Regions from separate parts of the Mus musculus genome. Here regions 1, 3, 4, 5 and 6 are each linked to region 2. Evidence: chromatin loops called from intact Hi-C (ENCODE). Cell type or tissue: left cerebral cortex. All regions are shown on one strand.

Region 1 (5,000 bases), 920 kb before region 2:
GAGAGGAAGACACAGAAGGGTGCTGAGCAGAAGGTGAGCCACACAAGGACAGGCTGAGGGACATTCAGAAGAGATGGCGAGCACAGAGGGCCCACATGGCTGAAGATGGTAGAGCCGGCAACAGGTCTGAGAGGAAGGACTTTCCTAAGCAGGGTAGTCATGGAATAAGCTCTGTGACGGTTCATCTCTCGAGTGCATCTGACTGAGCAGGAAAACCCAGAGAGCCCATAGAACATGGTTATTTTAATTTTGCCTGTGAGAGTTCCTCAGAGGATTCTGCCATTTGAATCAGATTGAGGAAGATCCTCCCTTACCCAATATGGCACCATCTAATTGGTGGAGGGCCCAGTCAGTCAAAAGGCTGAGGAAGGTAAATCCACCCTCTTCACTGGAACTGGAAGTCCCCTCTTCTGATCTTGGACACCAGCACTCTAGACTTTCTGCCTTTAGACTCTAGGACATTCTTTACAGACTCCCAGTTCTCACATGTTTGCTCTCAGACTGAGCCCTGCTATCAGAACCCTGCTCCCCAACTTCCAGATATCACACTGTTGGAAACGTCAGACAGCATGAGTCAACTGTAGTAATTCTACTAATGCAGTAATGATCTCTGCATTTGATTTGTCCTGACTAGTGGGAAACCCTTTCTAACAGATGTATTTTGAAGAAGATACTGATAATGCCATAGACATAGTGTCCTGGAGCATGAAGAAACCAGTCAGACCAGGAGGGACTGCTGCAGGATGCAGGGGTGAGTCATCTCTGCCCCAGAAAAGCCAACAAGGATGGACATAGAATAGGGAGCAGAAGGAGAGACACTACTGAGGCAGGAGGTACTGAGTCCTTGTATGTGAGACACAAGCCTGAGGAGGAGTTGGGCCTTCAAGTTCTTGAGTGCTGGGGACCAGCATGGTGAGGCCTGGGCCTTGGAGGCACAGCAAAGACTGGGTCCGGACATTGTGAGAGATGGAGGTCCTCTATACCTCAGGATGCCAACAGTTCACCACTCTTCTGACTGGATTTAAAGTCTACTGGACAACAAGAAGAAAGCTTTTTTGGCTTGCAGAGGGAAATAAACATATTTTTCATTCATTTTGTTCCCTGTAATCTTTCATGCCAGGGTACTGGCAGATGCTTAGTTATTTCTTGAGAAGCTGTCATCTGAGATTAGTGACAAGCTCTCAGAGAGAAGCTGAGAGACTCAGTGCTGCCTCACCTGGCCTTTCACACACGTGACTAACTTTGTCAACCAAGCAATACCTCTGCTTTGCTGATGAACGTCAGCACATTGTGGGCCTCAGTCTGATGGGCAGCCCTCTGCATAGATCACTGGCTTTGGCCCCACCCAAGAACTCTTAGGTGCTGTTTATAATATTCAGAAAGCTGAGCCAGAGGATAGTGAGTTTGAGGCCAGCATAGTGTTTCAAGTAATTAGTAATAATAATAATAATGATAACACCACTAGATTCTCACTCACTCGTTTGTGTAGAGATAAACATTTGTCTGTTAAATCTGTTTGTGAGGTGATAGAGTTTGAAAGCAGGACTCCATGCCTGACCATCACCACTGAGCTACATGTAGTCCCCAGAGGCCTCCCTTTCATATAGGAAGCTATTCATTGGAGAGTCATGAACATCCCCAGACAGGAAGTGTTTATTTCTACCAAGTTTTGTTTTCCAAAAATCATTAGTGTATGCTTATCTGTTTATATATCAATGTACCTATGCATCTATCTGTACACACACACACACACAGAGTATCAATATATTTATTTTTATTCTCAATCTCTCTCTCTTTCTTTTTTGTTTTTTCGAGACAGGGTTTCTCTGTATAGCCCTGGCTGTCCTGGAACTCACTTTGTAGTTCGAGGCTGGCCTCGAACTCAGAAATCCATTTGCCTCTGCTTCCCGAGTGCTGGGATTAAAGGCGTGTGCCACCACACCTGGTTTATGGTTTTTTTTTTTTAAGTGGTAGGGATGTGGGTGTCATTAATTCTACTGTAGATTAATGTAACAAATGTTTTATCTGTATTTAATTTTGTTTCAAATGCACTAGAAAATAATTTGATGTTATTTTGAAAACTCACCACTGGATGGCAATAAAGACCACAGATAGTTTTCAACCTCCCACTCCTCACCCTCATGTGGATGAAAACCTGAATGGGGTTTGGGCTGTCTACAGCATGATGGCCTTAGAAGAGACATGACCATTGAGGACCTTCAGCCCCCCAACCCCCCTGCCCTAATCCTACCAACAAACCCTTCACTTATCAGTCTGGATCTATCGTTACTATGTTGCTTTCATACAAACAGAGTTACAGTGAGCTGAGAGTGGGTCTTTATGGTGGGTGACTATTGTACAGAATATTCTGGGAGGTAAACACGGGACACATTATTCTCTTCATTTTTCAGCAGAGAGTCTAAGGTTCAGGAGAACTATATGTTGTGGGGCAACTCATTCAGGGCAAGCTTGGGCTTCTTTTTATAAAACCAGACGTCAGGGGAATGTTCTTTTATCTCTTTAACTCCACCACAATTGCCCCCCCCCCCACTCCCCAAAAAGCAAGGCTTGGTAAAGAAATAGCAAGTCACTACACAACTCACTGTCTGTACTGCCTTCATTATGTGCCACAGACTACTACTTCAAATCAGAGAAGCTACTAAACAGAACACAGTAGTTCCCCTTTATCCTCATTCTTACTTTCTGAGATGACAGTTGTATGATGTCATCCACAGTCCAAAAGTATGAAATAGAAAATTCTAGCAGCGCACAATTCCTAAGTTTTAAATTGTGTGCCATCAGAGTAGTGTGACGGATTTTTTTGCTATACTGTTTTGTCCCATGAATCAGCTCTGTCAGGTATATACACTCTGCATAAGCTAATTGCCTGCTAGTCACTTGGTAGTCATTTAGGCTATCAGATGAAGTACGATAGCACTTGTGTCAAAGAAACCCTCATGTTATTCAATAATGTTCTCAAAGCACAAGATTTCATTATATTTTTATTGTTGTTTTGTTCTATTATTACTGACTGCTATTAGTCACTTTGTGTGCCTCATTATAAATTAAAGTTCAGCTTATCTCATCCCTGTTGGGTCCTGGGAGGCTCTTGCTTTCCTGGCATATGGGACTTTCTAGTGGCTACCCCTAGTTCCCCATCCCCCATTGCTACACACCTCTGTTCAATTTCCTGACCCTCTGCATATCATCCCCATCTCCTCCCATACCTGATTCTGCCCACCCTTTCCCCCTTTCTCTCCTCTCTTCCTCCCAAGTTCCTCCCATCCTCTACCTCCTGTGAGTATTTTATTCCCCCTTCTAAGAAAGACTGAAGCATTCACACTTTGGTCTTCCTTCTTCTTGAGCTTCATATAGTTGGTGAATTGTATCATGGGAATTCCAAGATTTTGGGATAATATCCACTTATCAGTGAGTACATAGCACGTGTGTTCTTTTGTAACTGGGTTACCTCACTCAGAGTGATATTTTCTAGTTCCATCCATTTGTCTGTGAATTTCATGAAGTCATTGTTTTAAATGTACCACATTTTCTGTATCCATTCCTCTGTTGAAGGACATCTGGGTTCTTTCCAGCTTCTGGCTATTATAAATAAGGCTGCTATGAAGTACCCCACAAAGGGGAGGGACAACCTGTAGATACCATATCTAGAGGATAGGCAAGGCCCCTGTTTGGGTGATGGGGCCACCCACTCATATCAAAATTTTGAGCCCAGAATTCCTTCTGTCTAAAGGAAATATGTGGACAAAGTGTGGAACAGAGACTACCCCACCTGTGAAGGAAAGGCCATCCAGAGACTGCCCCACCTGGGGATCCATCCCATATACAATCACCACACCCAGACACTATTGCAGATGCCAAGAAGTGCTTGCTGACAGGAACCTGATATAGCTGTCTCCTGAGAGGCTCTGCCAGAGCCTGACAAATACAGATGTGGATGCTCTCATCCAACCATTGAACTGAGCATGGGGACCCCAATGGAGAAGTTGGGGAAAGGACTGAAGGAGCTGAATGGGTTTGCAACCATAGGAAGAACAACAATATCAACCAACAGGCCCCCCCCACCCCCCCGAGCTCCCAGGGACTAAACCACCAACCAAAGAGTACACATGGAGGGACCCATGGCTCTAGCTGCATATGTAGCAGAGGATGGCCTTGTCAGGCATCAATGGGAGAAGAGGCCCTTGGTCCTGTGAAGGCTTGATGTCCCAGTGTAGGGGAATGCCAGGGTGGGGAGGCAGGTGTGTGTGGGTAGGGGAGCACCCTCATAGAAGCATGGGGAGGGGGGATGGGATAGGAGACCGGGAAAAAGGATAACATTTGAAATGCAAATAAATAAAATATCCAACAAAAAAATAAGTTAAAGTTTATCCTGTATATGTAAGTGTAGGAAGAAGCATAGCAAATGTAGGGGTCAGTATTAACCACAGAATCAAGTTTCCACAGGATGTGTGCCTTGGGGTGTATGCCCTACAGGGGCAACAACTGAATGTATCGTTGAAGGAAATTGTTAAGTAAATCATAGTGATGATCTACTACCCATTTTCATAGTCTATGTGGAGTTGTAGTTAGATATGTATGCTAGCTTTGAAACGATTTTGTATTGTATTTTACAGTGTGGGCTCCTGACTGCTCTGTACCTTGGCTCTGTTTCAGTATCTTAATTGTTCTGAATCTGACACAGCGAATACATCACTTTTATAGTGAGTTCACATTGCAGTTTGAGGGCTTTTATTTTCCGTTGACTAGGATGTGGTATGGCTGGCAGTTTCAAGTCAGGGTAGACATGGGGATGGATGGGAAATATTGTGTTGTCATAGTGATGGTTCTGGAGCTGATACTGCTTCAGAAAGGCAGACATGATGCTCTTGTTGAGCCATTGTAGAAGTGTGTGATAATTTTAAACTTAACTCGGAAGTCAGAAATTTTAGCTTCAGAGTAAGATGTAAAACAAAACACCACCACCACCACCACCACCACCA
Region 2 (5,000 bases):
CCAACTCCAAGAGCATTGCCACAATTTGAACGGAGTTGATGGAACTCTACCTCTTCAAGAGGTCTTTAGAATGGAATAAACTAAGGAAAGTTGAGAGGTGGCGTCAGTTTTGCCTGTTCCCTGGAGTCATATGTCATCCCTTGGTATCCTCTGGGGACTATCCCAAGACTCCCCATGGTTACCAAGATGCACAAGTGCTCATTTCCCAAGTAGTGTACATGCGCAGCCCATTACCTACAGCTCCCCAAATGATGAGCCCTTGGTCGATTGCATAGAATAACAAATACGGAACAAACATGATGCAAGTTTTTACACTAAGCTCTTTAGAGAATAATCACAAGGTTAAGATCTGTACATGTTCACCACAGACACAGCTTTAAAGTTATGACATTGATTTACGTCTGCATGTGTGCGCTATAGCACGTGAGTGGAGGTCAGAGGACAGTTTGCAGGAATGAAGGGGATCCTGGAGATTGGTTTTAGGTCATCAGGATTGGCAGTAAGCACCTTGAGTCCCCAGGAACCTTCTTAGAAGGCCTAAATGTCGTCATCATTGTTGTTGTTTAAAAAAAGATGTATTTAATGTGTGTGAGTGCTTTGCTTTCACTGTATTTGTGCACTATGTTCAGGCATGGTGCAGAAGGCGGTCAGAAAAGATGTGAGGGAGAGCTGAAAGCCACTGTATGGGCACTGGGAGCCGTACCCTGTCCTCTGGAAGAGCAGCCAGTGCTCTTGGCCACCACACCTACCCTCGATCCTTCTTAGAAATGGTTTTTTATCTGCAGTTGATCCACAGATGCCATCTTCAGTGCTGTGGAGAGCTGGCTGTGTTAGCGATCGATCCCTTTGGTCCCTTACTGATTCTCTGCTGAGTTCCAAAGCAAACCGTCTTTGCACATGAAGGAAATGCCTAGGCCTTTGAGCTCTGAGGGCCTGACACTGCTTCGGGCTGATAAGCAATGGGCATCAGAAGACAACTGGAGTGCAGGCCTGTCCTCCACCCTCTCGGCTTTCCAGGCACAGTGGCAGGAGCTCCCTGCTCTTGTAAAACAAGAGGATATAATTTTGATCAACACTTTAAAAAAAAACCACGTCTACTGACGAGCACATGGGAAGGAAGATGAACCAGCAATGATACGTTCTGCACAGCAACTGTAAAGGAGAGAAGCCTTGAGTATATATAACGTCCTCCTCCCCAGTCAGGAGCTGGGTCCATGGCCTTTAAGTCATCCTGCAGAGTTTTGGTGTCCCCCCAGTACAGGTTGGTCTGGCATGAAACTTGCAGCTTTTGAACATACAACTCAGTTGCTTTCCCACTTGAAACGCTTTGTCCCCTCAGTGTGTTATGTAAGTTGCCACTAAATGCAAATATGAAAAAAATCCATATTCAACCTGGCTTCACAGAGAAGAGATTTGGCTTTTAAACAGCTAGGACGTTCTTTAGAAAACGCTTCTGGGTATATGGCTGAAGCTCAAGGGAAGAAAGCCGTTCCACAAAGCTCTGGGTTCTATTTCCAGCATGGGATGCACACACACACACACACACACACACACACACACACACCCCTGCACACACTCATACCTGCACACACACATGATTTAGAATGTGTTTTCTTCTTTTACTTAATAGAATTTTTCTCAGAACTGTATCATTTTTATTAAAGCCCCTGCTGTGTTTCTTGCAGTCAGCTTCATTTTATAGCTATCCCACATTGCCACACCTGGTTGTTGCCAGAGTATGGATCATATGACTCCAGAGTAAGTTTCTTATCTAATTGGAAGAAAAGATGGGTAGGGGGACTTCCAGGAACTCTGTCAGAAGAATCAGTTGTCCTTAGCAAATTTCCTTGCCTCTCCCCATTCAATCTTCTAGTTTATTTCAATTATTTAAGTTTGTATGTGTGTATACAAATGTGTGAATGCAGGTGCCTGTCCTGCGGGGTCCAGAAGCTGTTAGATTTCCCCTCCCCCAATCTTTATGGGTGCTTGTGAGTACTGAGAACTGAATAGTCCTCCTTACAAGACCAGTGCTGGTTTTTAGTTGCCTGCTGAGCCACCTCTTCAGTCCCCGCCCCTACCCTCATTCCCACCTCCATCCCATTTTATCTCTTGGCTCTCACTGCCCAAATAAGGTCATATTTCTTTGAACTGGCAGCCTGGGCTATGCTGTGGGAGGTATTATGTAAATTAGCTTGGGCTGCAGCACAAACTCCAGCATCAGATCATCGTCTCAGAGCACCCAGGCTTTGCAGGAGGACGTCAGGCACCCAAATGAAAGTTAAAGTTACTGCTAAGAGGAGGGCCTGTATATGGAAGGGGCTACAATAGTAATTAGACTCGGGCTGCTGTGGGCATCTCTCCAGCAACGCCCTGAGCACCGGGCCCCGCCCTAGGTGCCAGGGCTCCTGGTTTCACTCACAACTTTTGGGAATCTGCTGACCCCTAGTGTCTTCAATAAAGCATTGACTGTAAAATCTAAAGACTCACTTCCCACCTCCTCCCTCACAGAAGCAGCCCCAGAGCTATGCTATTCACAGAAGAGGGTGGTTGTGAGCCAAATAAACCATGAGTTTAATGAGAAGCCTTCTGATCCACTTTAAGACACAGCACCCGGGGGGATGGTGAGATGGTTCAGCAGGTAAGACCACCGACTGCTCTTCCGAAGGTCCTGAGTTCAAATCCCAGCAACCACATGATGGCTCACAACCATCCGTAAGGAGATCTGACACCCTCTTCTTGAGTGTCTGAATACAGCTACAGCGTACTTACATATAATAAATGAATTAATTTTTTTTAAAAAATAACACAGCACACAGACTCCCATGTGGTGGCTTCCTACCTGTGAATCTAACACATAACAGGTTAAGGCGGGGTTTCTGTGACTTTGAGGCCAGCCTGAACTACTGGTGAGTTTTAGGGCCAGCCTGGGGTATAAAGTGAGATTTCCCCATCTCAAAAACAAAAGGCTAAGCAAACATGCTGGGGCTTTCCTGACCATTACTCTAAGAACTTTATGCAAACCTGGTCCAGATCTGGTCATCTCTGTTAATCATGTCCAAGTGGGTCTCTTCCCAGGACGCAGGATATCCTTTTGGAGGTAGGGCGTAGGTATGTGATGAAGACCTACACTCTTAGTGGATAGTGCCTGGGTAGATGAAGACCACCACTATTATTCCAGCATTGAAGAGGCAGATGCAGGAGGAGCTCAAGTAGGAAGCCCGGCTGGGCTGCATATAGCAAGTTCCCCACCAGCCTGACTGTAGGGAAACGGTTTAAAATAAAATAAGTAATTAAATAAATAAAGGTAGATTGATAGATAGGCAGGCAAACACATAAATAAGACACTGTGATAAAGTGAGCAGTCAATTGTGTTTGTAAACTGTATGGTATACAAAGTATTCCAGTATCCCAGAAGATACACCTGAGTGGCTGTTTGGTGCTGTGGGCTAGCTACAGTGTGCCCACACTGGTGCTGTGGGCTCACTGTGTGGGTTTTTATTACACTGTATCAGCTTGTGCTGCCACTGGGAGCCAGACCTGAGCCGCTGGTGAAGATGTGTTACCTCCAGCCTTCCTCTGGCCTGTGTGCTTGGAGGCACAAGACTTCCCCTGCTTTCCCGGATTTGAGTTGTAGGGGGCAGGGGGAAGACAGAGACAAGAAGATGACACCCAAGGGGGAAAAAAAATAGAGAATCTGTCTTTGATTTGTTTTGCTTGTAGCCAATTTCTAAGGCACGTGTGAAATGAGGCAGCTCTCCAGCTAGGAGGAATTCTGCACAAAGCAGGGGTTAGAAATGAACAGCTATGATCTTTGGAGGGCACTGAAGGACAGATAGAATCTCTCAATCTGGGAACTGAGGAATGTTCTGGAAAACAGGCAGGTGTTTGCCAGCTGGTTGGTTTTAGCAAGCAGAGCCACTGTTGCTGCTAACCAAGTGTCACACCGCTCGCTGCCCAGCGGCCAATGCATCCACTGCTGGGATGGCCTCGTCCAGCCCTTGCTGCCTCTTCCCACAGTGGAGGAGAGCGCCCACAGATGAGCTGCAGCCTCAGTGGCTAAGTGAGGCCCTGGGAGGAAGCTAAGCTATGGCTGTGTGCAGTGACTGGAACAGCCGAGCAGACGTCAGCATGTCTTGTGCCTGTCACTAGATTAGACACACCAAGTGAGTTTGCCACTATGAAGCCTTTGATGTAGATGGTAGACATTAGGTATTTGTTCTGCCTTTCCATGGACAACCTTGGAGTTCATCTTTGTGACACATAGATTTCTTGCAGACATGGGAACTGGGACTGTATTCAGTCAATGCTAAGTGGGAGCTGTAAAAAGCCAAGACACTTGCAGAGCATTTAAAAGTTGTGGACTCTGTGTGTGTGTGTGTGTGTGTGTGTGTGCAGGGAGGGAGGGATGGAGGGAAAGAGGGAGGAGAGAGAGAGCGCACTGCACAGGCTTTGGGGTTCAGCTTTCTTTCTACTAGTGGATCTTGGGGATGGAACTCAGGTCATCACTCTTGGCAGCAAGCCCCTTTACCTGCTGAGCTGTCTTACCAGCCCTGACTATATCTCATTATAGGCTCATATTTGTATTCATCTCCCCCTGCCCCGATGCCATTTCTCCCTGTCCCCTCCCTCTGCCTTCTATGGATGATCTGAGTTTGCATCTGCATTTGTCCTGTGTCCCAGTACGTGGAGAGGTTAGCATGCTTTTCTAAGTGCTGTCTATGGTTCTGTGGAAGAACCAACCACCAGGAAGATTACAACAATATGAGGGGTTTTTAAAAAGGATTTTTAGAATGTTGTTCTTTGTATGCTTCTGTCTTTATCGTTTTCCTGGTTTGTTGTTGTCGGTTTTTTTGGGGTTTTGTTTGTTTGCTTGTTTGCCTGGGGGGTTGGCTTTTTGTTTTGTTTTGTTTTTTGTAGATTGGGTTTTTTTTCCTCCCCCTCCTCCAAATTAGTGTGTGTTTGTATCTATGTTGAGTGGATGATCTCTAATTAGGAGTTCC
Region 3 (5,000 bases), 170 kb before region 2:
AAAGACAAACAAACTAAATGTATCTTCCTTTGTTATGACTTACAAACCGATTTTGACAGATTTCCCCCGGTGCGGTGCTCCACTGCAAATTGATACTTGCTTGTCTGGCCACAGGAGCGTCAGCACAGCGTTCAGCTGATGGGAATTGCAGGTTCCTCTCCGATTTGTTTGTACAGCACTTCCTCCCTCACCCAAAGTAGACATTATGTGTGAATGAGGCTCGTCACCGTTCTGCATAATTACCACATTTGGAGCCATTCTTTCCAGAGAGTTTTCTCCCATTTCTTATGATTTCTGGTATTTTGCAGCAACCATGATCGGATTTGATGCTGTGGTTTAATAGCGCCTTCAAATGCAAATTTGACAACACAAGCTGGAAATTATGGGTAACAAACAAAGGAACTAAACTTGCACTCCAGTGTTGCCACAGCTCCACCTGATCCATAAAAAGCTCGGCATACAACTCAGGCTTTTGTACTTTATAAGAAGAGCCAGAAATTCCTGAAGACACTACAAACTTAAGTTCCAGAATGGAGCCTCTGTACATATACATCTTCCCTGACACTTCCCTTCACACTGTCCAGTGTGCTTCCCGGTGACTCTCTCCCTTTTGTATCATTTATCTGAGGTCAATAAATCAAATATTTCTTTACCAGAACTGTCTAGTAAATGATCCATCCAAAGAGCTGCCCAAGGCCAGTGCTCTGAACCTGTGCATGTTTCCTGATTTTTATTTGCAGGATTATGGGGGAAGGGAGAACCATCTCCAGCCAGAAAGCTGGGGCAAGAAGAGTGACCGACAGGTTTGGGAAGCATTTAAGTGTGGGAACCACTGGCAGAGTCCTAGTCGTAGGCCTCACACTGGTCTGTGAGTCTCCTCTGTCTACAGCATGGTTACCCTGTAATTCCATCCCCATTTCCATTCCATCTTGCACAGGGAGACTCAGAATCAACTCCTCTGTGTGACACCGTGCTTCTGGGCCAGTGGATAACCACATAAATGAATGACAAACCACTCTTCCTTGCGAGTCCCACTTCCTCACTCCCCTTGACAAACCTCAGTGTGTTAACTGCCTCTTAACTCAGCATTTCAACTTAGTCTGAAAGTTCCCAAGCTTTAGGGTGGGAAGAGCTTTTTGGAATCACAAATATTGTCCCTTGTGGGAACCAAGAGTCTTTGATAAAAGGAAGCAGCAATTCAACTGTCTTCCATCCAGAAAAATGGGGTTATCATTGACATAATGGATGTTTCGGGAGAAACATGAGACTGTTTTGTTCGTTAGTTTCAGAGGCAGATGAGAAGAGTCACAGGAAAAAAAAAAAAAAAGGATTCATACCAAAATGTTGTCTTTTGAAGAAGATAAAAGATTTCATTGGTGGCTCTGATAGTTATTTTTCATGTTGTGACAAAATACTTAACAAAATCAACTTAAGGAAGCAAGATCTGTTCCGGGTTATAGTAGGGGGTGTAGTCCATGCCTTTCCTGCGATGGCTAGAGCAAAGGGACATCTTGTCTTTGCAGCCAGGAAGCAAGCGTGATTCTGGTGCTCACCTGGAACCCCAGCCCCCAGGGATGGAGCAACGAGGGTGGGTGTTCTGTTCTTAGTTAACTATCTCAGGAAATGCCCTCACAGACACACCTAGAGATGTGTTTCCATGGTGATTACAATCCAATCAAGTTAACAACGAAGACTAACCAGCAACTGGTGTTCTCATTCTGCAGTATTTTAGATTTGAATTAACACGAGATACTCAAATCTATAAACATCACACTGGCTATTCTGCTTTCCCCGCTGAAGCTAATTGAAGAACAGAGAAGGAGAGAAATCCATAAATAGCAAGCAGGAAATTAGATTGTTTTTTTTTAAATCAATTCTCAGGACCTAAGTTATCAAGCTCTAAGAGTAAGAGACTGCAAAGAAATATGATTTTTATCTAGGTCATAAAATTTACAGCTGTTTTCCTCCCTTAATTTAAATGAGGAAGCAATTGGCACATGAGATGTGCCAATCCAGCAGGACCTGAAGTGTGAGTTTACGGGTGAAAACATTTATATATTTATCCAGAGTCAAATTTGCATGAAATAAATTTATCAAGGGACTATAGTTTTAAAGCATGCTTTGCATGGCTGCCTAGGACCAGAAGAGAATTCTAGTATATTAAAGTAATAATTCCTTTTGAACTATGGCTGTTAATGTAAGATGATAGAAGCAGGCTAAAATAAACAATTTTCAAAGAAGGAACTACAGCCAAATTATCTCGCCTTTCCAATACTTGTCAGTTGTAGCTTGAACTATTCATGCTCTCAAAAGATAACTACCTGGAATTCTTTTGCTCATTCTGAGGCTGTGACAGAATTAAATTATTGATAGCCCCCTACTGGCATGAATCAAATACAGGGTGTTTGGTTACAACAGCTGAAAGGTTTCTTGAATGCGGGAGCAGCTGATGATTTGACAGAAATTCAATTACTATGACTAGTCTACATTAGACTTTGGAGTCAATTTAATTATTCTTCACAAGATTTTTAAATTTCACTCTTCTTTAATAGCGTGTTTCAGGAGCTAGAGTACTGCTGGACAGGACACTGAAACGGTAGAAATAGAGGAGACAGATGCAACCATGGTTCTCTTGGAGCTCAAGACTTGGAGAATAGACAATGATACAGGTGCCTGCAGCAAAGCCTAAGGATTCTGTAGGAAGAGCGCATACATACGCCCCAAGAAACAGCAGCTGCTCGAAGGTAACCATAGGAACTGGGAGGTCTGAGCAGCCTGTCTGCTAGGTTCACCAGAACATTGAGACCTTATGCAGGTAGGAAAAGCATTCCAGACAGGAGGATGGAAACTCATTAAGTGGGTGTAGAATTTCAGGTGTGTGTAGTCTCCCAGAAATCTTATGGTTAAATGAATGGAATGTGCAAAGGCTAAAGGGCTCCTTCAGAAAAGTCATAGAAAGTAAAATAACTAACATTTTCCTTTTGAAATTTATCATTGCATTATATTCTCAGTTTCAATTAAGCAAGCAAGCAAGAAAGGGAGGGAAGGAGGGAGAGAGAGGGGAAACAATAGAAAGAAAGAAAGAAAGAAAGAAAGAAAGAAAGAAAGAAAGAAAGAAAGGAAGAAAGAAAGAAAGAGAGAGAGAGGGAGAGAGGGAGGGAGGGAGGAAGAGAGGGAGGGAGGGAGGGAGGGAGGGAGGGAGGGAGGGAGGAAGGGAGGAAGGGAGGAAGGGAGGAAGGGAGGGAGGGAGGAAGAAAAACTTCCCATGTACTAGCTATTAAAACACTTGAAAAAAACAGAATTGGCCATTATAAGATATTTCTATCATACTTAAAATGGTCTGTCTCCGGGAAAATAAGTAAAATATTAAATGATTTATGTCTATATAATTAAGACCAAGACATGCTGAATTTAGATATTATTAGAGATTACATATAATTCATTCAGTATCACAATACACACTTGCCTAAGTTAGGATTTTTATTTCTGTGATAATATACCATAACCAAAATCAACTTAGAGAGGAAAGGGCTTGTTTCATTTTACAAGTCTCAGGTCAGTGGCTCTCAGTGAGGGACGTCAGGACAGGAACCTGGAAGCAGGAACTGAAGCAGAAGCCATGGGAATGCTTGTTACTGGCTTGCTCCAGATGGCTCACACAGCCTGCTATCTCAAACTATCCAGGACTAGCCACTAGAGAGTGGCACTGCCTCCTAAGGGATAGGGGCACCTACATTAGTCATTAATCATTAATCAAGACAGTGCCCCAAAAGCTTGCCTACAGGCCAGCCTAATGGGGCATTTTTCTCCGTTGAGTATCCTCCTTACTAAATGACTTAAATGACTCTAACCTGTGTCAAGTTGTAAAATCTAGCCAGCCAAAGATCTCTCTCTCTCTCTCTCTCTCTCTCTCTCTCTCTCTCTCTCCCATTCTACACACACACAGTTTGCTATACAAAGGGGGAAGAAATGCTAACATGTCACATAGAATTTACATTTCTTATGGTACTGTCAAGGGATACAAGAACGGGTTTGTTTTCTCTGTTGATTAAAGAATTAAAAGGCAGGAAAGGTTTGAAAATCAAGCAAAACCAAAGTTTATTCAAAGTGGACAGTTTTATTAGAGTTTACTGGAAAATCCCCAGGGCGGGACGGGCGAGCTGTAAATGTCAGCAGCTGCAGGGAGGAGGAGCATGGAGGAGAGAAGGCGGGAAGAAAGCCGTGTCAGTCGAATCAAGCCAGGATGGAGGTCAGCCACAGAGAGACAAGCAGCCACATGACAGAGGAGAGAATCTGAGAGAAATAATAAGAGACCCAGAGATCCTGAAAAGACATACTTAGGCTCTCTCTCTGGCAAGTAATGAAAAGGCCAAAATAAATAAAAAAGAAATCACTATGCCTTTTTGAGTCAGTACTCAGAAAGATGGACAGACCCAGCCACATCTCATAACAGTGAAAGGACTACTCTGGGGTGGGGTGGGAATTCTGGAAAAGAAAAGTACAGTAGTGTACAGAAAAGGATAATTATTCTGTCTCTCTCTTTATTGTGGCTTAAGGCAAGCCTGTTTCTCCAGGGCTGGTCTACCTTTCTGAAGGGTGGTGCTTTGACCAGATAATTGGTAGTATAAACTGCATTAACTCATTTATGTTTGGGGTCACTTGAAATGTTCTGCTGAGTCCTGGGGATTTAATCCTCTTAAGCGAAAAAAATAGTTTTCTTTAATGTCTATTACTATTGCTGTGTCACTTATGAAATGAAATATTTTCATCTTCTCAAGTACCAAGTTCTCCTTCTGAGTCTGGCTAAGATTAAGGCTGACTCAGAAAACAGTGGATTGTCCTCACATTCTACATTAATGAGATGCTTACTGTAATACCAGGTACCTTGGTTTGCTAACTAAATGTGAGGATAGACCAGATGATGCTCTCTAACGATGCTCACAACAGCAAGAGTTTCGAAGGCACCTCCCGAGAGGATCCAAGTTCTTATGTCCTGTAAC
Region 4 (5,000 bases), 200 kb before region 2:
TGAGTTCCATTTGTGGCTTAGCTTAGTGTGAAGCAGGGTTAGGTAGCAGTTGTAGAAGCAGAGGCCCGCACATGACTTAGAGTCCTGGGGAGTGAGCACTGAGACACATAAAGTTAATGAGAGGAGATGAGCCCTCAGGCCACAAGGATCCTGAAGAAGCCACTGAAATGACTCAAAATGTTAGGTGAAGGCAAAAGCCAATGCCCTTTAAAGCTCAGCACTGCGGAATGATTGGTCTGACTAAGCACTGGAAGCAAGGGAGGTCGTCCAGAAGTCCGGGAGATGGACATGGTAGTAGGCAATGATCCAACTTGCTACATCTAGAGAATCAAAGCCTAAATTCATAGGTGTAGATTCCCATACTGTCTCCAACACTGATACTAGAATTTATAAATCAAACACTTAACATGTATGTTTGTCAAAAATGAACCCCAAAGACATAAGTAGAAATGATCAGGAATAAACAGATGAAGGAACACATAGTTCCCATGACAGTAGACCATGAAATTACTACAGCATTTGGACCAAACATGTGCCATCTTGCCAGTCACAAGACTCCACTCATTCTGTTCACCTTCTCTTCTCAGCAGCAGCAGCAGACTGGGGCCAAGTTTTAGAGCCTTGATAACTTTCTCAGGATTTCCAGTGCTCCTGAATAAATCCATCCTGCCTCAGTGTCAGTCTTTGGATATCCCAATATTTGAAATCATTTGAGGATCTTTTCAAAGCAATGAGATTCAAGGGAAATAGTTCTGTAGAAGAGAGGTCAGTAAGAGTCTGTCTCTGGCATTAATGAATGGACAAAGTCCTTACCTTTCTGTGCCTTAGCATCTTCACCCTAAAATAGACAGCTTAAATGCTTTCTCTAGCAAAGAGAAGATTGCTGGTGTTCTAAATAAGACCACCAATCCCCCAATTTCTTTCCTTTCTACCTTTAATTTACCCATAATGATGGGCAAGCCCAATACCCAGTCCGTTTACCTTTTGTTGGCCTTAGTGTAGAATCAACTGGCTTGATTAGCCTACTTTTTCTTAAGCCATAGTCATTTACCGTATCTAGGTTAAGTATAACCCTGGAAAACAGTACATTCTAGGGATTCAAAATAAAAGTCAAATCTCTACCTTTATAAAATTTCCATCTTACTGAGAAGATATATTTCCTCAACTAAAAAAATCTATAATCAAGGAATACACAATGCCCAGCAGAAGTATGACGCTTGTAAATTTTCCAGTGGAGTAGAGACATCAGAAAGGTTCCAGAGAGAAAGAGCTCTTGATGCTCCAATGGTGAGTAGGAGTCGTCCAGAACATAGGTAGGGCCTGCGGGAACTCAGGCTTGCAAAGGTTGTCCAGTAAGCAAGCAGGTTGTAGGTCTGGAAAACAGTGAGCAACCCCTGTGAAAGAGACCTTCAACCCACAAAGGATTCATGACCCACAGGTTGAGAACCACTGATCTAGACCATGAGAGGTCTGTCTTCATCAGCTATACACTGGGCAATCCCAAAAAGCGCCTCATGTAACTACCCGCCCCCCCCCCGCCCCCGTAGCTCTTAGTGATACTATTTTCATTTATTATATGAGAAATCCCAGCCTTAAATGGGCTAGGCATGCTCAGGATCTCACAGCTAGTACGTGGCAAAGTTAAATTCAGTCTCAGCTTCTCTTTCCCCAAGCCCAGTGCTCTTCCGCCAGGCCCAGCCTTCTCCCTAGGCAAGAGAAACAAGTAATGGAGTGTAGAGGTTCATCCTGAGGTGGCAGTGCAGTGGCAAAGTGCGGCAGATATCAAATGCATTATGGGGGACACACTGAGAGGACAATACCAACAGAGAGCCTCAGGAAGCAATGGAACCACCTTCTCTCTTGTTCATCAACCAGGCAGGAATCCAAGCTCTTGTAGAGGGTGATGGGCCGCAACTGACCTGTTCTTGTTTTTGTTTTTTCGGAGTTGGATTCAGTATTATTTTTCCTTGTTCTTAAGACATCTACCCAGTTTGTTTTCACACTTGAAACACCAGATATAGTTCCAAGCCTCTTGCAGAGGGAGTCCCCTGTGGCCTCCCCCTTTCATCTGTCTCCACTAGGGTGCCCTGTTTCCTTTCCACATCAAACACTCATCATGTGAAGCTTGAAACCAAATCTATTGGCAGACAATTTCTGAAGCTGGAAGATGGTTTATCTCTCCCGCAGCTGTCATTAGCGTAGTGTTTCATCTTTTGCCTGGACCCATGCTCTAGTATAGAATGGCATTGAAAAAGCCATTACCCTCTTTGCTCACACGGAGGGTGGATTAACTGAAATTCATGTTCTAAATAGCATTGCAATATGGAGTTGTAACATTCTTGGTGTTGTTTAGCAAAGATCATAGGTAGCAATCAGAAGGAGAACTCAGAAATCAGCCTTGCCCATCACAGCAGGTGTGCTTGTGTTTTGAAACTCTACCATTATGGCTTGAATAGGAATTGTCCGCAAAAACCTCCTGGTGAAGTGGTCAGTCCCCCGGGGGTGGTGCTGTTCCAGAGGTCCTGGAAATGATAGGAAATGGAGCAATTTGGTGAAAGTAGTTCATTGGACATGTGTCCTTCTGCTGTATCTAGTCACAGGCTCCTTTTGGTCTCTCCCTCACTACTTTTTGTTTACTATGAGGTAAAGACCCTCTGCTGTAAACAAACAAAAAAAAATCATTATGAATTCAATAAAAGTTAGTCACTGTATACTAAGTTACATAGTAAGTGATGCAATCTTATACTATGTTGTACAATAGAATGACTGTGGAAAATAATAATGATGTCTTGTATATATTTTTAAAAGCTAGAAAAAAATCTTTCATGTTATATTTAAGTGTTTCATACAATTTATTTTGATAGTATGATGTCCCTTCCCCCAACTCCTCCCAGACCTTCTCTATCTCCCTGCTCATTCAACTTCATTCCCCCTCTCAAAAAGTGAATATTAAAACAAATAAGTAATAGGCCAAAAATAACAAAACAAAAATCTCACAAACCCCATGAAGTCCAATTTATATTGGCCAACTACTCCTGGGCACCGGGCTTGCCCTGGAGTATGGTTGATATTCCCGAAAAGAAAGAATCGTAAGTTTCTCTCTCATTCACAAGTGATGTTTGAAGGAACAGACAGAACGGCTCTGATCTGAACATTGTAAAACTTTAAAAATTCCTCAAGAATACTCTTGATAGAAATGATTAACATACTATTAGATTGAAAGCTCTATCAGTACTAAAAATATACTGCTAAAATTTACTATCTTAAAATTAGTGAAAAAATATACTATTCCAAGGAAACTTCACTTTGCATAAATAATGAGTATAAGAGAAAAACTGTGTCCAAAGCTATAATAATTTTTAAAGTAACTTATCAGTGACAAAAATGAATACTGACATAAGATTTAGTGAAAAGAATTGATCTTGGTGGAAATAATTTGAGTAATATAAAAAGAAAATGGAAAGAACTTACAAATCATTAAGCACAGTCTATTGAAGATTAATTGGGAAGTAGAGTTGGCCTAAAGGTCTTAATCCAGAAAGTGTTTTCATGAACCTAATTACTTTATGTTGGTGTGACCCTAGCTGCAATGATTATACTAAAAATGTCCTCAGAGTTAGAATATTGAGGTCAAAGCAGTAAATATTAAAACATCGTCCCCAGGAATAGTAAATATCAGATACCTATGAATGGTTTTCTCAGCCAGGAAAGTCTTTTCTCTGGACCCAAGTTCTTATCTTATTAAAAGGCTCGTGCCATGGTTGTTTTCCCCGTGTTAGTTTATTTGATTAAGTGAGGTGACTATTGAATTTCCTAACTTTTTAAAAGCCAGATTTCAAGTCAGTATGAATATAAAGAGATCAGAACTAAAACTTCCTTTTGGACAAAGATGAAGACAACGATAATTAACAACATAAATGACATTGCTGAAGCTAAGAAAACACTTCTTCACTTTGATAAATAACAAAGCCATGGATTTGCTTTATTAACTGAGACCAACATCTGCATGTTTTATTTCTGAGATTCTCTAAGACAAAATTGAAGATACTGTTGGATGAATCTATCTCAAAAGTGCAACATATGGTAAAGACATAAAAATTGGACTTTCTATTTATGTATTTTGATTTTTTGTATTTTATGCTATCAACTAGAGAAAAACCTTTAAGTCCTACTTCATGGTGAACTACACTATTCATTCAGAACAATCACAAAAATACAAAAGACATGAAGCCACACTGAAAACACTTATTAATTAGACATCAGAAAAAAATGGATAACTAAATAATCAATAAATTGATTAATTTATTTTGTGCTTGATATAATTATTGTGCTTATTTTTTCAAACTGTAATGTCCTATAAAGTAAAGTACTGAACAAAAATAACTGGATTTCATACAAAGTTATAAAATAATAAGAGCTCAGAGGCCACTGGGACAATGTTCCTCTGCAGATTGTAATCACCATGGTCTCTAGATAATGATGGTGGTGATGGTGGTGGTGGTGATGGTGGTAGTGATGGTGGGACAAGGATGATGTATCTAGATGGTAATAATGCCTGCTAAACCTGAGCTGCTCACCATTTCAAATGTATTTATACTAAATCTTTTCTAAGTCCCTGTGGGGAAGATGTCATTATTGTGTAACATCATTTCACAGGTGAGGAATCACACTCTTAGAGAGGTTATATAACTTACCCAAGTTTATATAAGTATGATATGTTAGACCTGGGGTTTCAATAAAGGCAGTGAGGGGCCAGCGTCTATGAAGTTCAGCTTTCTCAGATTCTTATGCATCTTTAGATAAAGAGGAATACATACAAAAAATTAAGTTCCCTTTGCTCAGTAATTAAGAGTCTGAGGCATGAGCCTTCTTCTATTTGATGTGGACAGCAGCTCTCTCCAACTGCAACTCTAACGCATGAGTTCTTTGCCCAGATGACAGGGGTCCTTTCCAACAAGGGGTTTCATTTTCTCTTATGTAAGTTTTCTTTTCATAACCAA
Region 5 (5,000 bases), 480 kb before region 2:
ATCAGAGTTCTAATAGGGGCCATTGATCATATCGATGACTTTGATATTAGCGGTGACAATCATGTGACAGCAACTGTACAAAATAAGACACACACAAAATGTAAGACATAAGCAATATTAGATATTGAACTGTTTCCAAGCCTCCAGGGTGTCAGATAGGCAAATATCCAAGACTTAATTGTATTCTCTCAGTGCTGGGCATCAAGCCTATGTAGGTCTACAAGTATTCTACCACTGAGCTATAGCCCTATCCTACAAGGCACAATGTTAAAAAAACAAACAAACAAACAAACAAACAAAAAAAAAAACAACAACACAAACCTGTGCTTAGTGGGTTGAAGTCAATATAACTGGATAAATGTTCTTCTATATTCCATGGTCATCACTCATCACTGCAGCAAGACCCCTTACAGAAACTTATCTTTACATCTTTTGGGGCTTGCAGCCCACATAAAGACAAAGTAGAAAATTAGTATGATTTACTCTGAGCAACCTGTCAAGCACACAGCCCTCTACCGCTCTCAGAAGGCCCTGTTTCGGAGGCTTGGTTTCCCTGCCCACTGTGAGTTGGCTCAAGTTTACGCAAGGCACAGGATGCTCCTGTCTTAAAGGCAGCAGGTTCTACAAATGACCAACAAAACCATTGAGAGCTTTGGTGCTACAAACCGCCAGGCACATCGTATTATCCTTTCTTTATTTCTTCAAACCTTCAGCACAAGCCCTCCGGGAGAGTCCCTAGGCCTGACTTGTGCTCCTCTTGTAGTTTGCTGAACCTCTTGTTGTAACTGCCTAGACCCTGTCCAGTTTCCTTGACTGCCTGTGTTGTCTCTGGAGCTAGATCAGCTGTTCTCCACCCACACACGGTCATAGCTTCAGTTACTGCCTGTCCCAGATGTGCATCCCATAGGGAACCAGTTCCTTGATCCAAACTGAATCCTCTCACTGACTTGAGAATGGCTCTTCTGGGTGCTTCTGCTCACTGTTTTGGCAGAACACAGTGATTAATATAGAGCCCAGAATGTGTCTGCTTTAAAATATGGAACAGCGGGCGTGTTTGAGCATGAGCTCTCAACTCCCCCTTAAGAAGAACTGAAGATTTGTCACATGCCTGGCTCTTGGCTAACACTTCTCAGGGGTTACCTCATTCAGTCCTCTCAGTGTCCACGAGAAGGAGGCACAATTATTATCTCCATTTTACAGACAATGGAAATGAAATTTGAAAGATGAGTAGCCACCCTTGGGTTACACACCGGACCAGAGCTTGCCCACTTCTGTCTTCCATCATTTCACACAGCTTGAAAGCAAGCCTTCATTCAGGCATGCTCAAGGAGGAGGGGCAGCAATCAGCTAGTGCATTTGTAAGACTACAGTTTGATAGCTCTAAACACTGAATGAAACAGTTGAAAAAGCCCATTTGATTTTATAAATTGCCTTACTCCGTGCTCTTTGATTAAAATCTCAAACCTCAGCTATTCAGCGCCAAATTAAAGAGCAACAGGAGGGGAGATAATATTAAGTTATGTTAGCAATTTGCATATTAAGTGCCCTCATACTGTAGTGTATCATGTTGTAACTGGAAAGTTTGGGTTTAGAAATAAGAAATTTGAATAGCAACTGTAATTGGGGAATGGAAATGGTAAGTGTCGAGGTGAGGAAAAGTTACCTTTTCTATCTCAGAAACATTTCTTCTTTTGCAAGAACAACAGTCAGAGTACCAGTACAAAGTGAAAGTACCTGTGGTTTGTGATTTGTCTAGGAGGACACAGACTCTGAGATGGTGACCTGTGTAGAAGTCGTTAGCATGCACTCAGGCAGACAAAGGCTGAGATTTTACAAGTTTTTAATCCCATTTGGCTTGACATGGTTGCCAAGACCCTTTCTGCCCTCCTAGACATGGTCACTTCCTCTGGGTGGGTGTCATGTCATCTTCCTGCCTGTAAGAGGCAGTATGGTACAGGGACTGAGAGTGGTCTGATAAAGCCATGTGGCTAAAATAGGGGTCCCCACTGTTTCTGTGCATCTAAGACATCACTTGAGAAGTCCTTCTTCATCTGCCACTGGAAGTAATACCCACCTCACAGGTGGTTTGTATTGCTGTGAAGATTAAAAGACATGCTGTCTGTAAAACTCAGCACAGAGCCTGGGGGCTAGAGGCTCTCAAAAAAATAGTTGAATCTGTTCTTGATGATATTCAGTGCACTTTTCTCATTTCCATAGCACTGTTGAAAACAGTGTACACTACAGGGAGGAGGTTTTTGACTTGGTACTGAATGGGGCCCCACACTTGTTTGAGATTCTCCAAATTAACCCATCAGAATCAGCTTGTCCTAGAATGAACATGTGTATATGTGGGTGCATAGTATGATAACGACATAATAAAAAGTGTACATCGTTAAGCATGTATTCTTACCAAAGCCTTTGACTTTCTGAGAATGAAACAAAATTTTAGTCTTTGTGTCTGCATGAGTGGACATCTCCCGAGAGACCATACTTCACACGTAGTGGAGGAGTTGCGGATCATCTTTCCAGAGGATTATGAGACCCTTGTGAAGCAGAGTGAGGGGTTCTCTTCATACCAGCAGCTGCAGAAAGCCCAGGTTCCACGGATCACCCCAGTCCCACGCAGAAGGATTGTAGTTCTGAGCAAGTTCAAAGAAAAAAGGTTTGGACCACCTGAAGATCCTAGTGCCTCATTTGTCCTGGAGAAAGGGGCAGTCAGCTCATTTGATTACTGGCATTGTCCACGTGGCTCTAGCTTTTAGCAAGAGTCTCTAGACATTCATGGATTCAATAGATCCGCCAAGGCTTTCCAAACACTCTAAAGTCAACCATGCCCCTGAAGGCAGAGCTACAGCTAGTCAGTCTCACATCACGTGTAATGATTACTCGTTTTGGATCTCTAATATCCAGATTTTAAGTACACCAGGAGGAATCTGGTGTGTAAAGGGATTTGCAGTCAAGCCATGCCCACTCAGGGGGAAGAGCATACTGGGCCCTGAAAGAGGCTTTGTAGTGACCCTTTCCAATACAATTTCCAGTGTTGGAATTATAGAGAATGAAAGCCTTGTGTTATGTTTAATAATTTAACAACCCAAATTTTCCGGGTCAGAGGCAAGTTATAGGCTTGTATCCAGCTTTTACAGATTTAGGTCTCTTGAGTCTTAGTGTTTCAGTATCCAAATTTCATCTCCCACCCTGTGTCTCAGACCCACAAATAGCACGGAGAATAGAGCAACCATATGAGAAAAGGGGGGAGACTCCTATTTACATAGAGCAGACCCCGTTCTCTTGAAACTGAGTGATTGAAAATTAATGAACAAAGTTTCAGAAATTATTTTAGTAATAAAGAACAATGTATGACAGTGTACAAAAAGATATTTTGTATAAAAACGTCTTCACACATTTCCCTTTAAGTCTTTGAATATTCATTGATAATACAAATTCTTTCCCCCAATATTTCTTAATTTTATTGTTTGAAGATAATTTTACCCTGGCAGGTTTTAAAATATGAACAAGCTGTTTTGGTTTGGGGTTTAAAATTTTTCAAGGCTCAGGGAACACTGTGGTGGAAGAAACGGGGAGAAAAGTTTGTAAGAGCCAAGGGGTCAGAAATTATGCTGTGAGATTTTACCTCCTAGATATAACAAGAAAGCTATGATACTTCAACAATATGGCTACTTAAACAAGACATGAACATTAACAGCACCAATAGACATGAGAATATGGAAGGTGAAATTCTCATGGGACCTCATTCCTAGACAAAGAACTACAGGCATGTAATGACAGCTGACAGGTGGAAAAGTAGTTTCCTCTGGATACGAGCCTCTAATTGGTTACCCAATACCTAGTAGTCATCCCCAAATCATTTAAGTACAGGCAACACTAAACTGACTTAGCAGGCTGCATTTGAATATTTATGAACATACACACACCAATAATGATTAAGGAAAAAGAGGCCATATTTGAGAGGGCATGGTCAAGCCCTGGAGAGATATGCCCTCTTCTGGCTTCCACAGGTACTAGGCATGGATGTGGTTCACAGACATGTATATAGAGGCAGGCAAAACCCCATAAAAATAAAATAAATTATTGTTATTGTTAATAATACAATTTTAAACTAAAAACAGATATTTTCTAAAACAAGAAATAAATAAAAATTTAAATTGCTAACCCTTAAATATTGACTGATGTACAAAATTGTGACTTCATTGATCACTGACTCGTTTACTCTCCTAATATAATGAAGATGCCATTGGGATCTGAAAGCTAATATCAAGACCTGTGTGTGGATGGCAGAGCACTAGTCACCAGGTAATGTGCCTTCAATAAACACGGTAGAAAAGAAATCTCACTTGGTTGTAGACACCTGTCCTCACCATGGTCTTGTCCCTGCTCTACAGCTTAAGTGACAGAAGATGGCTCTTTGTCTTACATGCACACTGAGCCCTCATTAACATTGTACCAGACCTCACCAGATCGCATGAAGAACATGCTAGGGTCCAAAGAGAAGTGGGATGTGGGAAGACTGGATGTGCTCCACTCTTATAGCTACTTTGCTTGGAAATCTTTTGGTCCTTCGGCTCTCTATGTTTGCCTATTATAACCGAGATGTCTGTGGTGGGATAAGACGGCAGAGTTACTCACATCCTGAATTAAATCCACTTTGTTAGTTCCACACTCCTTCTGCAAACTATCTGAGGGGCTATTGTGCACCTTGTTACCACACTAAGACACTGGGACATGGTGATCACTACTAAATCAAGCAAGCCTTACAACTTGTATACCTGCACAGACTCTATATAATTCCCTAGGCATGACTGGCAGTTCTTGTAACAAACATACCAGTAACTTAAGGGAGATACTCAGATTTCTTTATTTCTTGTGTAGACTTGAAATATTTTCTTATTAATAAAATCTAACTTCCACAACATCTTCTAGGGTGTAATTTTCCAGAACCTGGTACCAGAAATAGTACTTTTTGTAGCTATTAGCAGATGTTA
Region 6 (5,000 bases), 160 kb before region 2:
ATGGAAGCTATTACCATCACAGATCCCAGAATCTTCCGATGAGTCAACCAGTGCATTCTCTCTATGTAAGCAAGCCTATGAGGGAAGCAAGCTTGTGATGCAATTGTTTAGTGAACACAGATTTAGGGGTCCAGGAGAGAGAATATATAAATACCTAATGCTCTTGAGCTATGATCAGAGTAGGAATATCCTTGTCTATCTGCAAGACTCTTTAACTTCAGATTTCTTCCTCATTGAACTGAGCCGGGTTGTGCATGATGGTTCATTTCCTCTGTGACTCATTTTTCCCCCACATTCTACCTCTCTAATTGATGTTTTCTTCCATAGTCACTTAATGCATATTTAATCTGGCATGGACTCTCTCATCACACAACATGCATTGGACTTTATGTTTTAGTTATAGGAGCCAATCTTCCCCAAATTGCACAGAGGCAGAAGTTGATGGACAAGGCAGAGGGGGTCCTCATGTCCTTCACTGTCACCTGTTTCCTCACAGTAGTGCCAGTAAATTTAAGCATAGTCTCTACTTTCCCAACTAAGCATAAAACCATTTAGAAATTGCCAGTGTACATGTCTTTTAAAGTTTTACCAGCAACACAGAGATACAAATCTCAATGGTAGAATGTACCTGCCGTGTGTGCAACTCAGGGTTCAATCCTGCTCAGTGGGGGAAATTCCATTCCAGATATGGCTTACGGGTCTCAGTGAGACTGTAATCTGACCACCCTCTCTTCCCAGCATTCCACCTGTAATCATGAATTCTTAGCTCAAACCAAAGACAGAAGGTGTTTTCTTGGCAGCTGAGCTGCCCTGTTGAGTTATATTAAGCTTCCAATAAACCAAGCGTCTGAAATTGTTTGAGGTTAAACAGTATCTCCTTGACTTTTGAGTGATGTTTTTACTCTACTCCTTGGATTACTTGCCTTTCTTCTTGTTGTTGTGATACAATACCTGCAGAAGCAATTACAAAGGGGTGGGCTTTCTCTGGCTCACAGTTTGGGGACACAGTCCACCAGCAGTGAGAAACTGGAGAGCTGAGAGCCCAAGGATGCTGTCTCTTAGCATGCAGGGGTTTTGTTTTTGTTTGTGTTTTTTAAATGAGGGAGGAAGATGGTAGCAGTCAGCTTGATTTAGCAGTCTGGGTCCCCAGACCATGGTCTTTAGAAACACCCTCGCAGAAGCACTCGGAGGTGTTTCCATGGTGATTCTAAATTCAGTGACACTGATAGCGGACAGTAATGGTCACAGTTCTATTCAATTTCATTTTGCATATTTTGTGTGTGTGTATCAATACAGCCTACCAAATGTCTCAGAAGAGGTGGGTAGCTAATGGGGATCTATGGAAATATTTATTACATATTGTGGACTGAATATGTATCTATATATCCACAAATGGTCATTTTCTTTGCTTCATCCAGGCTATCTGTGACAACTGAGAGATGAATGCCCCCCCCACACACACACACACACATTTCCTCTTGATCTTTTTCCTCAGCCATCTAGATCTCTGTGAAAGTTATTTTTCTTTTGCACTAGTGACCACAGGAGGGTTAGCGCTAACACTCTTCTCACACTGTCCAATGAACAGGACCAGAAGGATGCTTCTTGCTTCAAGAGTAAGCAAGGAGGAGTGCAATTCTAATGACTGAGTAATCCAATCAAATTCAAGCTAACTTGGTTGGATAGGTTGCGTTATATTTTACAAAATTAGAAGAATATCAGTTTTATTAACCTTTCTAGTAGAAAGTAAGCATTCTGCAACAGTCCAATTACCAAAGAGACAAAAATCCTGAATGGCTGCTATAGTCTGGAGACTCTGGGAATGCAGGTGAGAGCAGACAATCCACCCCCAAGGGCTTCACCTGATAGCTTAATGGGGGTGGGGGCTGTAACTAGAGCTGACCCTAAGTTCCCTGACGATCTGCCTGCTTCTAGACCACAGACCATCAGCTCCCACACATTTGAGGTGTACAACACTTACCTGCCTTGATCTTCTTTTCAATTTTATCTAGTATATTGTATGTTCAAGTAGAGGGGAAGGTACAGGATATTTGTTTTCATTTTTAGAAGTTCTTAAAGGGCAAGACAGTTTCTATGAGAGGAATAAGAGAAACCATGCTCCTTCAGTTACCTCCCCTCTTCTCAGCCTGAGGCTTTGGTCACCCTTTGTCCAAAACAAGGAATGCTACCTACAATTGTATCCAAAACCAAGGACTTCTTTTGCACAAAGAGTACGGATCACACTGGCTTCTTCCTTAGATTTCTCTAACCAAAGGCAGCAACTCAAAAGGTTCATCCCAGAACAAAGCAGCACATTACTGTAAAAGCAAATCCCATTTCACACTCATGAGTAGAAAGACAGCTTGGCCACCTCCAGAATGACCACTACAGTTTGGCAATGAGTTATGGGTTCTGCCTCCTCCTCCAGACACCAGCTATGTGCTGAGCTCACTTGGCCTGTGCTGGGGACATGGGTTTGGCTAGGATATCCAAGGAGATTCACTAGCATAAAGACGGCAAGGAGGGATCCACGGCATAGAAAGGTATTCTGGTTTCATTTCTGTTATGATAAAATAAGCTGGAAACAAACACTTAGGGAGAAACTGAAATGATGATGCTGCCCGCAAGAGGCCAGATTTTCCTACATGTCCACAACAGACATTTGTGGATCTCTTCCCACTTAATTCTAGGTTATATTAAGGTGACAGCTAAAACTAACCAGCACAGAATTGCCCAAGAAAATTAAAAGGGAAAAAACATTGTTTTGGAACTGTCTCTCTATGTAGCCCAGGCTGAGCTTCAACTTGTAGTCCTCCCTAATAGGTGAGATTACAGTAGTGACCCACCATGAACTCAGCTCATTCACTATGTACAGAAGAATGAGGAAGAGGACCAGGAGGAGGAAAAGGAGAATAGGAGGGGGGAAAGGACGGGTAAGCTAACCTCAGTAAAGCCGCTGTAGGGAGACAGTCTCCCATTGCAGACATTTCAGAGCTGAAAAAAATGCAAGTGAAACTGGCCTTTGTCATAACCTTGTGCATAAGGTAAAGACAGACAGAAATCAAGGACTGGTGCTGATTTCAGCCTTGAGTAACTGGGTGCATGGAGGTGCAGCTTGCTGTGAAAAATGAAAGATTTAAGTGAAAAGACTGATGTGGCCAGTGGTGCTTTAGGGATTGACCTAGCTATGGGAATAACAGGCACGCTTACAGAAAAGCTGGGATCTGGTGGGCCATGCACACTGTGGTGGAGATGTAACAACAGCAACCCAAAAACTCAACTCATTCATTATATACAGAATGAGGAGAAGGAGGAGACTCTGGGGGGGACACAGTCTCAGGTTGCAGTCATCCATGAGGAAGCTGCAGTCCCTTCTTTCTTTCTGGAGTTACTGGTTTCAGCTAAATGTTAACCTTTCATTAACATGCATACTTAGGCCAGAGGAAGGTTTCTCCATCCATCTGGGCCTGACGGAGGAAAGCCTTGCCATTCCTATGGACCTGAGGCAACGGGGTCCTTGACATGACTGTGCCCTTGTCAATTGTAAATATATACTCAGGACTTCATTGGCTCCCCACAAAATAGGATTCATGTGATTATTAAGTTTCTGGGGGAAAAAGTATGATACATTTGTGTGCCTTAGATCGGGTTCTCTGAAGCCACCTGCAGCTGATTAATAAAGGAGGGTCTTCTTTCTGTGGAGCTTGCTAAGGCTGAAGAAAGACTGATGAAGAAGCAAGGCAGGGGTCAGACAAGGATGTGATCTCAGGCAAATGTTCTAGAGTATAAGGTTGAGCCTGGATCCTAGAGAACTCCAATGGGCAAACAGAACGTTACAGCTTCCACTCATGGAGCCAGAGAAGTGAGCATTTGGGGTCCATCTTCTAGAGGTACACTGAGCGAGAGCAGGTATCTCCTGGTGTTCCTCGGCAACAACTTCTCACCAAGAGCACACGCCTCCCGGGCAGCCACTAGCTAACAACTGAACACAGATAGGGTCATATGATTTGCTTCTAAGCCTCCACTACAAGCAGCCTCTACATTGGAACCCCACATTAGACTCTCCAGAATGTTCTGAGAGCCATTCAGGCTATGTCTGAGGCTTATTCTGCCCGGTCCTCCCTCCTTCTTCCTCTCTTCACAGGAGTCAAACCTGCCACATGTTCTACACATTTTCTCTGTCTACTCTTTCTCTTCCTCAGCTGTAGAATACTCTGGTAAGTTCTAACTCCATCCTGTAGCCTGGTTGTACCACACCATGTAAGGCACAAGTCTCTCACATTCTCTACTCAATGGTCACTGTCATGTAGTTGGCAATGGGACAGACAGGGAAATGGAAGACACATAAGCACACAGAAGTTGCATCTTTCAATGCATTCAGGCAAAGCAGTACCAGGAAGCCAAAGGCAGCCTCTACAGAACAATTATAATGGTGGGCTGTGGAGAGCAGAGTAGAACTTTGACATACAGAAATTCTAGAAATGGGCCTAAAGGGGGTCTGAGCAGAATATTAACATCATGAGCAAGGGAGCCACTGTCTGCATGGGCATGGAAGATAAGAGAGCAGTGTGTGCTAGAAACTGCAAAGTCTCCACAAATAAGAAAGAGAAGGACATAAAGTCCCCAAACCAGGGTCAAGAGTGCAAAGAAAAGACACATGACATCCAAGGAAAGAGCCATACAGTAATCATACTGAGAGTTTAGACTTAAGCATGAAGTTGGTAGAAAATGGGTAAGCAGAAAGAAAGAAAGAAGGGAAACCAGAAGTAAGTATTGGGAGAAAAAGCCAAGAGAAACAAGAAACTCAAAAATAAGGGGAAAGGGACAGTGACAAATGCTTCAGAGTTCAAACAAGGCCATAAGTCAAATGAGTTCAGTGTGTGGCGAAGCTGGGAAAAGAGACATCCAAGATGCCAGAGAGAAGGTAGTTGAGCAGAAAATGCAGTGAGATGAATTTGAGAATTGCTCTTTCAAACTCTATGAAGAATTGAGTTGGAATT

The links. Hi-C counts contacts between places; a loop is a spot of excess contacts. Peaks named below come from ENCODE experiments on the same cell type or tissue, not always from the same donor. Only the 100,000 strongest peaks of a DNase experiment are listed, where the experiment ranks them.
Region 1: a loop joins it to region 2, with 2.9 times the contacts of the local background. A loop is called at or near these places in 7 of 42 quality-filtered maps.
Region 3: a loop joins it to region 2, with 2.0 times the contacts of the local background. A loop is called at or near these places in 3 of 42 quality-filtered maps.
Region 4: a loop joins it to region 2, with 2.0 times the contacts of the local background. A loop is called at or near these places in 3 of 42 quality-filtered maps.
Region 5: it touches region 2 in a loop (8-fold over the local background); 33 of 42 quality-filtered maps call a loop at or near these places.
Region 6: it touches region 2 in a loop (2.0-fold over the local background); 3 of 42 quality-filtered maps call a loop at or near these places.

The regions. Positions count from the first base shown.
Region 1 is chr3:67,622,691-67,627,690 of GRCm38, forward strand. No RefSeq gene overlaps it. Among named protein-coding and RNA genes, the nearest start is that of Mfsd1, 42 kb to the left of the region's middle. In left cerebral cortex, a CTCF peak has its summit at 2,087 (motif pointing right); a DNase peak (open chromatin) is centred at 2,172.
Region 2 is chr3:68,540,932-68,545,931 of GRCm38, forward strand. All of the region lies in intron 5 of Iqschfp (Iqcj and Schip1 fusion protein), which reads left to right. All of the region lies in intron 2 of Schip1 (schwannomin interacting protein 1), which reads left to right. Among named protein-coding and RNA genes, the nearest start is that of Gm22073, 4.3 kb to the right of the region's middle. In left cerebral cortex, CTCF peaks have their summits at 2,450 (motif pointing left) and 3,514; DNase peaks (open chromatin) are centred at 1,310, 1,740, 2,187, 2,397 and 1 more place; H3K4me3 peaks cover 403 bases; H3K27ac peaks cover 1,523 bases.
Region 3 is chr3:68,375,260-68,380,259 of GRCm38, forward strand. The region is part of intron 4 of Iqschfp (Iqcj and Schip1 fusion protein); the gene reads left to right. All of the region lies in intron 1 of Schip1 (schwannomin interacting protein 1), which reads left to right. Among named protein-coding and RNA genes, the nearest start is that of Gm22073, 170 kb to the right of the region's middle. In left cerebral cortex, a CTCF peak has its summit at 2,385 (motif pointing left); DNase peaks (open chromatin) are centred at 266 and 1,616.
Region 4 is chr3:68,341,955-68,346,954 of GRCm38, forward strand. All of the region lies in intron 4 of Iqschfp (Iqcj and Schip1 fusion protein), which reads left to right. All of the region lies in intron 1 of Schip1 (schwannomin interacting protein 1), which reads left to right. Among named protein-coding and RNA genes, the nearest start is that of Gm22073, 200 kb to the right of the region's middle. In left cerebral cortex, a CTCF peak has its summit at 2,073; a DNase peak (open chromatin) is centred at 1,999.
Region 5 is chr3:68,057,416-68,062,415 of GRCm38, forward strand. All of the region lies in intron 4 of Iqschfp (Iqcj and Schip1 fusion protein), which reads left to right. Among named protein-coding and RNA genes, the nearest start is that of Schip1, 4.9 kb to the right of the region's middle. In left cerebral cortex, CTCF peaks have their summits at 1,928 and 4,015 (motif pointing left); DNase peaks (open chromatin) are centred at 1,024 and 1,950.
Region 6 is chr3:68,385,785-68,390,784 of GRCm38, forward strand. The region is part of intron 4 of Iqschfp (Iqcj and Schip1 fusion protein); the gene reads left to right. All of the region lies in intron 1 of Schip1 (schwannomin interacting protein 1), which reads left to right. Among named protein-coding and RNA genes, the nearest start is that of Gm22073, 160 kb to the right of the region's middle. In left cerebral cortex, no CTCF peak of the experiment used is centred here; a DNase peak (open chromatin) is centred at 2,415.